Linked DNA regions of Homo sapiens: region 1 is linked to region 2. The links are chromatin contacts, found by Hi-C or POLR2A ChIA-PET in ENCODE. All regions are on one chromosome and are shown on one strand. Each heading gives the region's core, a stretch centred on a gene start or an enhancer-like site at or near the end of the contact. The rest is flanking DNA. Distances are from core to core; before and after follow the strand shown. Region 1 holds the start of WDR59 (WD repeat domain 59). Region 2 has its middle 92 kb from the start of FA2H.

What was found. Hi-C counts contacts between places; a loop is a spot of excess contacts on that map. ChIA-PET counts read pairs that join two places held with the same protein, here RNA polymerase II (POLR2A). Pooled maps may share reads with other maps.
Region 1: a loop to region 2 is called in a pooled map, with 6 times the contacts of the local background. The contact joins the promoter of WDR59 here to the enhancer-like site in region 2. A Hi-C loop is called at or near these places in 2 of 168 maps with a recorded cell type or tissue (GM12878 and cardiac septum) and 7 of 50 pooled maps. POLR2A ChIA-PET finds 5 or more read pairs at or near these places in 8 of 52 experiments (CD4-positive, alpha-beta T cell, Caco-2, HepG2 and 4 more).

What each region holds. Positions count from the first base shown.
Region 1 is chr16:74,982,194-74,987,561 of GRCh38, forward strand. WDR59 (WD repeat domain 59) reads right to left here and starts at 2,930. Exons shown (of 26, transcript NM_030581.4): 1 at 2,771-2,930. The coding sequence starts at 2,824. RefSeq lists silencers at 2,676-2,985, 4,021-4,221 and an enhancer at 3,316-3,375.
Region 2 is chr16:74,864,514-74,869,948 of GRCh38, forward strand. No RefSeq gene overlaps it. Among named protein-coding and RNA genes, the nearest start is that of FA2H, 92 kb to the left of the region's middle. RefSeq lists a silencer at 1,698-1,992. Within about 2 kb of position 4,143, at least 7 of the 41 ENCODE cell types and tissues checked have a DNase peak (open chromatin) inside an H3K27ac peak, as active enhancers do; they include CD4-positive, alpha-beta T cell and OCI-LY7, where a contact is called at or near this core.

The sequences.
Region 1 (5,368 bases), core at 1,680-4,179, 120 kb after region 2:
TGCTCCTATTCATAAAGGCATTATGAAGAGTTTTAACTTTGTCTTTCTACATTAACAAAATAGTTAATAAAATGGGTTCCTGCCCCTTCCAATCATCACCAGAATCACCCACAAAACCATGCTAATTCACATAAAGAGGAAGCCTTGTAAATAGGAAAATCAGAACAAAAAAACAGAAACTCCCACAAGGCAGTAAAATTACCCAATTTACTTTGTTCTCTTACTGTGACAACTGCTGTTGAGGTTTAATTATTTGCTACGACTTCATAGCATCCTAATATATGTGTCAGCACCCTCTCTGCAGGTCTCTTCAATTACATCTCTATAAACAGGCAGGGGTGAGACTACCTGGGTTTCTGTGAAAATTAAAGGGTTTGCAGATTAGTAGCTTCCAAATTAGCAGGCTTAGAGGCATGATACATGATTCTATTCTGTCCTAGTTGCCAGTAAAAGCAATTAACAAGAAAGAAAACAGGAATATGGTTCCTTTTCCAAGGAGTCTGGCGCCTCCCTAGGGAGAGCAGGTCTCACGGAGACTCTGTGCTGACAGTACTTGGGGGTCCTTAATCCAAATGCTACTGCTCAAATTCTCAGTAGAGGCTACTGATCAGAGGGCACCACAGAGCAAAATGGTGGGTAGCTCCTCCACTCACTCATTCTCCGGCAAAAGACAGGATGGGGTTTTGGAAAGAAGAAACCACATCACCCATTCATACTTATCCAGATCTCCCTCAGTATGAATCACCTGTGCATGGTATAGTGTATACCTGAAGGGAGCTCAGTAAATCCTTGTTGAATAAATGAGTGAATAAAAGTGTGGCACACAGAAGGTATTTGATAAATATTAGTTGAATAAATGAAAAGAATGGCCAGGCACAGTCGCTCACACCTGTAATCCCAATATTTTGGGAGGCCAAAGTGGGAGAATCGCCTGAGGCCAGGGGTTCAAGACCAGCCTGGGCAACACAAAGAGACTCTGTCTCTACAAAAAATAATAGGCCAGGTGTAGTGGCTCACACCTGTAATCCCAGCACTTTAGGAGGCCAAGGCAGATGGATCACTTGAGGCCAGGAGTTCAAGACCAGCCTGGCCAACAGAGCGAAACCCCGTCTCTACAAAAAATACAAAACTTAGCCAGGCATGGTGGCACGTGCCTGTAATCCCAGCTACTCGGGAGGCTGAGGCACAAGAATCGTTTGAACCTGGGAGGCAGAGGTTGCAGTGAACCAAGATCATGCCACTACACTACAGTCTGGGTCATAGAGTGAGACTCTGTCTCAAAAAAAAAGGTAAATAAATTTAAAATTGAAGAGAATCACCAAGACACTGTCCTAGGTGCTGGGGAAGAGGGGATGTATATGACCGGTTCAGAGCTACCCACTATGAGTAAAGTAGTCCAATGAGCTAAACAAGGGCTCTGGGGTAGGATCCAGCATCCAAATCCCAATGCTGTGTGTGCCACACATCCTCAACATACAACCACATAAAATCTTCACTCGAGGCTGTGCTCAGTGAATCACACCTGTAATCCCAACACTTTGGGACGCTGAGGCAGGGGGTTCGCTTGAGCCCAGGAGTTCCATACCAGCCTGGACAACATAGGGAGACCCCGTCTCTACAAAAAAAAATGAAAAATTTAGTCGGGCGTGTTGGCATGCGCCTGTAGTCTCAGCTACTGGGGAGGCTGAGGTGGGAGGATAGCTTGAGCCCAGGAGGTCGAAGCTGAACTGAGCGGTGATTCACGCCTCTGCACTCAAGCCTGGGTGACAGAGCCAGACCCTGTCTCAAATGAAGTAAAATAGGCCAGGCACGGTGGCCCACGCCTGTAATCCCAGCACTTTGGGAGGCTGAGGTGGGTGGATCACCTGAGGTCAGGAGTTCAAGACCAGCCTGACCAACAAGGTGAAACCCCGTCTCTACTAAAAATACAAAAATTAGCCGGGCGTGGTGGTGCGCACCTGTAATCCCAGCTACTTGGGAGGCTGAGGCAGGAGAATTGCTTGAATCCCGGAGGCGGAGGTTGCAGTGAGCCAAGATGGCACCACTGCACTCCAGCCTGGGCAACAGAGTGACTCTCCATCTCAAAAAAAATAAATTAAATTAAATTAAATAGAAAATTAAAAAATAAAATCTTTAAGCCAATCTTGTAAGTACGACCATCTCCCTTCTACAGGTGAGAAAACTGACGTGTACGGAGTGATGACAGGGTAGGGGCTGCGGGATTCGAACTCGGGCAACACGTGCAGTGTCACTCCTATCCACTACACGGTATTTTCCAGTATGATGGCATTAAGAACCACTTAACCGCGTAGACGCTGCAACAGGCACTTTGCAAACAGTGTTTCATCGAATTCACCCCAACAGGGTTACGTCCACGCAGCTGAGACTTAGAAAAGTCCCGCGACTTGCCTTAAGTCGCCACACGCGGCTAGGGCCTCGGGAAGCCGTCACGCCCTCGCTCCGTACCCTGATTGTGGGAAGCCTCCCCTCAGCACTCACGATGCGCAGTCTCTGCCTCAGTGTCACAAGGCGGACCCCACTCCCCTACCCGCGTAGGGAGCCCCGAAACTCCGTCCATGCTCGCCCCGATTGCCCCCGATGGTCGTCTTCCCTCCCCCGACGGGGCCTAAGAGGTCGGCTAAGCCCCGCCCACCTCCTCAGTACGGGGCCTAGGGTCTCCCCGTAGCCCCCCGGGACGGAAGCAGCCGCGTGGGGGAGGGGAAGCGGGGAGGACGCATGCCCAGAGGGCTCCACTCGGCCTCTAGCTCACCTGGGAGTCACGGAACTCTACAACCACGTTTTCGCTGCTCCATCGCGCCGCCATCTCCCCCGCCCGGCCGCCGCGGCCCCAGGACGGCGCCCTCCCACCCCGCCGTCCCCAGTATCCCGGGACCGTGCGCCCCACACAGCCAGAGAATCAGCCCCGACACGCCCCGTGCCCTGGTTGCTCCTGAGCTCAAGCCATTGGTTGACCCAAGCATAGGCTCCGCCCCTTCTTCCTGGGTCCTCCAATTGCTACACCGCGCCTGCAACAAACAGGCACGCCCTCGCTCACTTCCGTCACTTGGTTTGAGTCACCCACGCTCCTCGCGATTGCGGGCACACCCCCTGCCGCGAGCTCTGCCGGGAGTTGTAGTCCAAGCTCGAGCAAGCGTGGGTGACCTGGGAAGGGCTCGCAGGTTTGGGTTTGGGTGAGGTGAGGTGCCTGTTGTCCTGACTAGCTCCTCGCTGGAGTCCCCAGCATTCGTCCAGACCCAGTCTCAAATCAAAATCAACGTTCGGGGCGGGTGCGGTGACTCACGCCTGTAATCCTAGCGCTTTGGGAGGCCGAAGTCAGGAGTTCGAGACCAGCCTAAACAACATAGTGAAACCCCGTCTCTACTAAAAATACAAAAATTAGCCGGGTGGCGGGCGCCTGTAATCCCAGCTACTTGGGAGGCTGGGGCAGGAGAATCGCTTGAACCCGGGAGGCGGAGATTGCAGTGAGCCGAGATCACGCCATTATACTCCAGCCTGGGTGACAAGAGCGAGACTCCGTCTCGGAAAAAAAAAGAAAAAAGAAAAATCAAAGCTCGTGCAAACCGAAGATACCTCTTCTCCTGATGCCTATCCCATCGAGATATTTAAAAGTCTGAATGTGCAATTTATTGTTTCATACAATACAGCAGCGCCTCCCGTAACAATGAAGGTAGACTTAAATGTGAGAATCCAGCTGTTTTCTTGATCTGTAGTCCAATGCTCTACCTGTGAGCTATACCCCCTCCTGCAATCCAGCTGCTTTCTTTCCTTTTCTTTTTTTTTTTTTTTTTTTTTTTTTGAGACAGAGTCTTGCTCAGTCGCCCAGGCTGGAGTGCAGTGGCGCGATCTCGGCTCACTGCAAGATCCGCCTCCTGGCTTCACGCCATTCTCTTGACTCAGCCTCCGGAGTAGCTGGGACTACAGGCGCCCGCCACTACGCCCGGCTAATTTTTTTGTATTTTTAGTAGAGACGGGGTTTCACCGTTTTAGCCAGGATGGTCTCGATCTTCTGACCTCGTGATCTGCCCGTCTCGGCCTCCCAAAGTGCTGGGATTACAGGCGTGAGCCACCGCGCCCGGCCGCTGTTTTCTGATAAACCAAACATTAAAACAGATTTGCCAGAATTTTTTGTTGTTTTTTTTTTTTTTTGAAAATATTGTTCTTTTTCATTTTAAAATGTATTCATGTGAAGGGCCTTAATGTTTAAATGAAATAATGAATATATTTTTTAAATTCTGTATACTACATATAAAAGTTTTTGGGGGCCGGACGCAGTGGCTCATGCCTGTAATCCCAGCACTTTGGGAGGCTGACGTGGACGGATGGCTTGAGCCCAGAAGGAGGCTGCAGTAAGCTAGGATCACATTACTGTACTCCAGCCTGGGCGACAGAGCAAGACCTTGTCAAAAAAAAAAAAAAAGTTTTTTTGGGATTTTCAGTAATTTTTAACAGCAGTGTAAAGGGATTCCAAGATCAAAAAGTTTGAGAACCACTGTACTAACATGGTGGGTGGTGATTAAGTTTCCTTTTCAGTCCCACACTCTTAAATGTTGATTTAACTGGTTTAGCTTCAGTTTCCCTATAGAAGGGAAAAATGGCTTACCTCATTGGATTGTTGTAAGGAACTAAGCACAGGGCCTGGGATGTAGAAAAGCTCAACTATAAACTATTAATTCAGTTCTAGAAGCCAGGAAATCAATAAAAATAAAATAAAATAAACTGTTATTGTTGTTGTTAATATTATCACTATTTGTATGTGCAAGTCATTGTATGAATAGAGGTAAGAAAGTGTGGTCTCTTCCCTCCTGGAGTATTGGCTATAAGGGGGAAGACAGACTTGTTGACAGATTACGGTGACTAACTTGTTGCCTGGACCGTTTCATGTTTTATTTTTATTTTTTTGGAGAAAGGGTCTCGTTCTGTCACTGAGGCTGGAGTGCAGTGGTGTGAGCATAGCTCACCACAGCCTCCAACTCCTGGGCCCAAGCAATCCTCCTGCCTCAGCCTCCCAAGTAACTGGGACTACAGGCATGTGCTACTATGCCCAGCTATTTTTTTTTTTTTTTTTTTTTACTTTTTGTAGAGATGGTCTCGTTGTGTTGCCCAGGGTGGTTTCAAAGTAGTGGCTTCAAGCAAGTGATCCTCCGGCCTCAGCCTCTGGATTAGCTGGGACCATAGGTGTGAGCCACCATGCCTGATCCCTTTTCATATTCTAGCACTGCATCACCAAAAAGTCTTGCATCCCAAGAAACCCATAAGTTCCAGGCAAACTGGGACAACTGGTTACTCTACAACAGGAATGTGCTTGGCAGAATGACTTGTATATTATAATAGATTTGCAAGCAATATG
Region 2 (5,435 bases), core at 2,893-5,392:
TGCTACTCCTTATCAAAAAGAGTTTCACTCACGACTGTTACTCCCTTTACTCAAAGGAAACACAAAAATTTTTACCATGACCCACACAACGAGCTCCTAGTTTCTTTGCTTGTCAGGCAAGGGAGCACACACCATGCATGGCTCTGCCAGAAGACACAGCAGCTGGGGTGTTGGTGTGTGTGTCAGAGGGTGAGTGTGCTAATTAAGGATCAATTCCTGCTCTCTAGGTGGGACGGAATGAGTCTATAAGCCCCTGTGCAATTCGTTAAAACAAGTCCCACTGGCCAGGTGTGTGGCTCACACCTGTAATGCCAGCCCTTTGGGAGGCCCAGCTGGACACTTGAGGTCAGGAGCTCAAGACCAGCCTGGCTAACACAGTGAAACCCCATCTCTACTAAAAACACAAAACAGTAAAACCCCATCTCTACTAAAAATACAAAAATTAGCTGGGCATGGTGGCAGGCACCTGTAATCCCAGCTACTCAGGAGCTGAGGCAGGAGAATCACTTGAACCCGGGAGGCAGAAGCTGCAGTAAGCTCTGATTGCGCCACTGCACTCCAGCCTGGGCGACAGAGTGAGACTCTGTCTCAAAAAAAAAAAAAAAAAAGAAACGGTCTTCAGTTACGTCCAGAGAGGGTCTAGCATAGCTAAGCTGATGTTCAAAATTCAGAGTTGTTCATAGTTGTTTATCAGACCCAACTGTGGTGAATCACAGTATCCAGCTTTTTTTTTTTTTTTTTTTTTTTGAGACAGAGTCTTGCTCTGTTGCCCAGGCTAGAGTGCAGCGGCGCGATCTCGGCTGACTGCAACCTCCGCCTCCCAGTTTCAAGCGATTCTCCTGCCTAAGCCTCCCGAGTAGCTGGGATTACAGGCGCCTGCCACTGTGCCTGGCTAATTTTTGTATTTTTAGTAGAGATAGGGTTTCACCATCTCGGCCAGGCTGGTCTGGAACTCCTGACCTCGTGATCCACCCACCTCGGCCTCCCAAAGTGCTGGGATTACAGGCGTGAGCCACCATGCCTCGCCCACAGTATCCAGCTTTTAAAAAATAATTACACTTTTTATTTTGAGAGAATTGTAGATTCACATACAGTTTTAAGAAATAATACAGACAGCCAGGCACAGTGGCTCACACCTGTAATCCCAGCACTTTGGGAGGCCGAGGCAGGCGGATCACCTGAGGTTGGGAGTTTGAGACTAGCCTGACCAACACGGAGAAACCCCATCTCTACTAAAAATACAAAATTAGCTGGGCATGGCGGCGCATGCCTGTAATCCTAGCTACTGGGGAGGCTGAGGTAGAAGAATCGCTTGAACCCAGGAGGCGGAGGTTGTGGTGAGCCGAGATCTCACCATTGCACTCCAGCCTGGGCAGCAAAAACGAAACTGTCTAAAAAAAAAGAAGGGAAGGGAAGGGAAAGGAAGGGAAGGGAAGGAAAGGGGCGGGGAGGCGAGGGGAGGGGAGGGGAGGGGAGGGGAGGGGAGGGGAGGGGAGGGGAGGGAGAAACGAAGAAAGGAAGCAAGCATGCAGGGAGGGAGGGAGGGAGGGGGTGGGTGGGCAGGCAGGCAGACACTCTGTGTACGCTTTGCCCAGTTTCCCCCAATGGTAACATCTTGCAAGACTACAGTACAGTGTCACATTCAGGATATTGACATTCAGACAATCCACCCATCTTCCTCAGATTTCCCCGGTTTTACTTGCACTCCATTGTGGGTATTTAGTTCTGTGCAATTTATCACGTGTAGGTATGGACTCACCATCACGATCAACATATGAAAAGGTCCCATCCCCACAAGGGTCCTTTGTGCTGCCCTTTTATAGCCACACCTCCCAACCTCCTGCCCCTGCCGACCGCTGACCGCCCAACTCTTCTCCAGCCGTAACCACCCAACGGGTTCATTTGCCTACTGCCCAGACAGAGCCCATTTATCAAGACAGGGGAACTGTAATAGAGAAAGAATTTAATTGGCACAGAGCTGGTTGAACAGCAGACTGAGGTTTTATTACTTAAATCAGTCTCTCCAAAATCTCAGAGCCTAGGGTTTTTCAAGGATAGTTTGGCAGGCCAAGGTGCTGCTGATTAGTTGGGGGTGCAATCCTAGGGGTGTGGAACATGGTCCTTGTGCATGCTGAGTCTGCTTCTGGGTGGGGTCACAGGACTGGTTGGCTGGTAGGAACGGACCCATCAATAGTCAGAAATGCAAAAACCTGAAAAGATGGCCAGGCCTGGTGGCTCACGCCTGTAATCCCAGCACTTTGGGAGGCTGAGGCAGGCGGATCACTTGGTCAGGAGTTGGAAACCAGCCTGGCCAATTTTTGTATGTTTAGTCTCTATTAAAAATACAAAAATTAGGCTGGGTGCAGTGGCTCATGACTGTAATCCCAGCACTTCGGGAGGCCAAGGCGGGTGGATCAAGAGTTCAGGAGTTCGAGACCAACCTGACCAACATGGTGAAACCCCGTCTCTACTAAAAATACAAAATTAGCTGGGCGTGGCAGCATGTGCCTGTAATCCCAGCTACTGGGGAGGCTGAGGCAGGAGAATCGCTTGAACCCGGTAGGCAGAGGTTGCAGTGAGCCAAGATCGTGCCACTGCACTCCAGCCTGGGCGACAGAGTGAACCATCTCAAAAAAAAAAAAAAAAAAGAAAAAGAGTCATGTGGAAGGTAACCTTCTGGGGTTGGCTTTTTTTCACTCAGCGTAATTCGCTTGAGAGTCATCTAGATTGCTATGTGTATCTGATGATATAGGAGTGAAGAAGAAATTACTAAGGCAGATAGTGAGGGTATGGGAGTCCTCAGTAAGGTTTCCTTTTTAATGAAAAGCAGCTCCCAAATCATTTTGTTTTCTAATAAAGAGCAGCCTGTAGAATCGAGCTGCAGACATAGATAAGCAAACTAGAAGCTTGCACAGGTGAATGCCGGCAGCTGTGCCAATAAAAAAAAGCTACCTGGGACTAGGCATATTCAACATGGCGGCTCCATCTTCCCTTCTCTTTGCCAAACCACGCATACAGTAAGGAAGAGACAGCATGGCGCCAGCCAGGCAAAGACCCCATCTCCATAATAAGATTACGGTGGGGTGCCCAGCTTCCTCTTGTGCTAAACGTCACACCTGGTCCACCCTATCCGTGGGCGCTACGTAAATCAGACACTGCCTCCTCAATCCTGTCTATAAAATCTGCTGCACTCAGCCTCGGGCCAGAATTCCCACTCAGGTGCCCCTCTCTCTCGCAGGAGAGAGAGCTATTCTCTCTTCTCCTTCTTTCGCCTATTGAACCTCCGCTCTTAACCTCACCCCATGTGTGTCCGTGTCCTTGATTTCCTTGGCATGAGGCAATGACATGCCAAGACACGCCCGGGACCACAACACCGCTTCATTTCTGGGGTTCATTCCCTTTTATTGCTGAGTAGCATTCCGCAGGACAGAGGCTAGAGTCTGTTTAACCATTCGCCTACTGAAGGACACGTAAGAGAATTTCAGTTTGGGGCTATTAAAATCTGCCGTTTTAGTCTTTGTTTTCTGTTTATTTCCTGTGTTTCTTGTTCTTCTGTTTCTTTTGTCTTGCCTTCCTGTGGGTAGAAAGACTTGCCCTCACATATAAGCTCCTATGCTTTTTTTTCTTTTTGAATACATATTTTTAAAATACAGAGATAGGATCTCACTATGTTGCCCAGACTGGTCTGGAACTCCTGGGCTAAAGTGATCTGCCCACCTCGGCCTCCCAAGTGCTGGGATTACAGGCGTGAGCCACCGTGCCCAGCCTCCTGTGCTTTTGCTTAACTCTAGCTGCTTTCTCTCCCTGGGAAGCAGCGCTGAGGCTCCCTATACCTTCTTCATAAGGAGATGGCTTTCACCTCGTTTTGGCTTGTGTCTGTGTTTTTCTGATTTGTGAAAATAAAAATAAGCCCTACTTATGGAAATCATATGGAATCAAGGCAGACAGAACAAAATAGTAACAATATTTAAAGTGCTTCTATAATTAGAAAAAACAATCAAGATATAAAAATCTTTTCTTAAAAATGTGTGGGTCAGATAGACCTGAGTGTGAGTTGAGACACTGCTTTCCTTTTCTGGGTGTGCTACTGTGATTTAAAAAGAAACGTATATCCGGTCTCTGCCCTGGTTCCTGACATAGAACTCCTCAACCCTGTCATTTCCTGAGCAATAGGGCTGCTATTTAGTCTTTGATCCGGGTTCCTAACACAGCTCCTACGACCTTTGTAATTTCCTGAGTGATGAGTGTCTGACACAAAGCTACTAAATCCCTTGGAATTTTGTGAGAGGAACAGCTTTTGTTCTAATGAGTGGGCTCTTCGTGGGCTCCCGGACAGCCTCAGGATGGGGGCTGGTTGCCAGGGGAACCAACCCTGTGTGACTGTCCAATGTATCTCTTCATCTGGCTGCCCACCTGTATCCTTTGTAAGACCCTTTATAATACATAAGTAGCGAGGTGCAGTGGCGTGCAGTGGCTCATGCCTGTAATCCCAGCACTTTGGGAAGCTGAGGCAGGAGGACTGCTTGAGCCCACGAGTTCAAGACCAGCCTGGGCAACATAGACTCCATTTCAATTAAAAAAAAAAAAAAAAAAAAAAAAAGGAAAGAAATTCGGCACGTCTCCTAGTGAAACCTGAGTAGGATGTCATTGGAACCCCCAGTTTAGAGCCGGTAGGTCAGAAGGCACAGGTCACACAACCTAGGACTTGAGACTGGCATCTGAAGTGGGGGGCAGCGTTGTGGGGGTGAGCCCTCAGCCTGTGGGATCTGACACCATCTCCAGGTAGATGGCGTTACAACCTGGGACTTGAGACTGGCATCTGAAGTGGGGGGCAGCACAGGCTCCACTAAAAAACTCTACACAGCACCCCCAATGCCATGCTGTCTTGTCCTTGGCACGGTCCTTCCCTGTGCCCTCCCGCTCTTCCTCATTGAAAACACCCTTCATATGAACTCAGCCAAACCCCTGTCCTCTGTGCAGTCTTGGCCCTTGGTGGAGTTCCTTCTTTCCTCGGAGGCCAACAGCACATTTTGGTGTAAGCACTTACATGTTTAAGTTTCCTACTAGACTCCGCCTCCAGCAGGCCAGAGACCACATTCTGTATGGTTCATCTTTGCCCAAGTGTCTATTCTCATGTCCAGTACTTGATGAATTGTATCAGACCTTCTCAGACTTGAGGAAGAAATACTAAATTAGTGATATTGTGGCGACATAAACTTGCCAATGTGACAGAATGCCAACATGGGAGATTTAGTTCTGATTCTGACAAAGCCATTAGATTCTAAGAAGGATGCAGAAAGCCAAGTGTGTTTCCCCCACGCCCAGGACCCGCCACTGGATGCGTGAATCATACCCCATGGCTGGCGCCACCTTGAGGCTGGGCACGCAAAGATGAGCCATAAAAAAGAGGGTGTGATTTGTCACCCTGTTTGCTG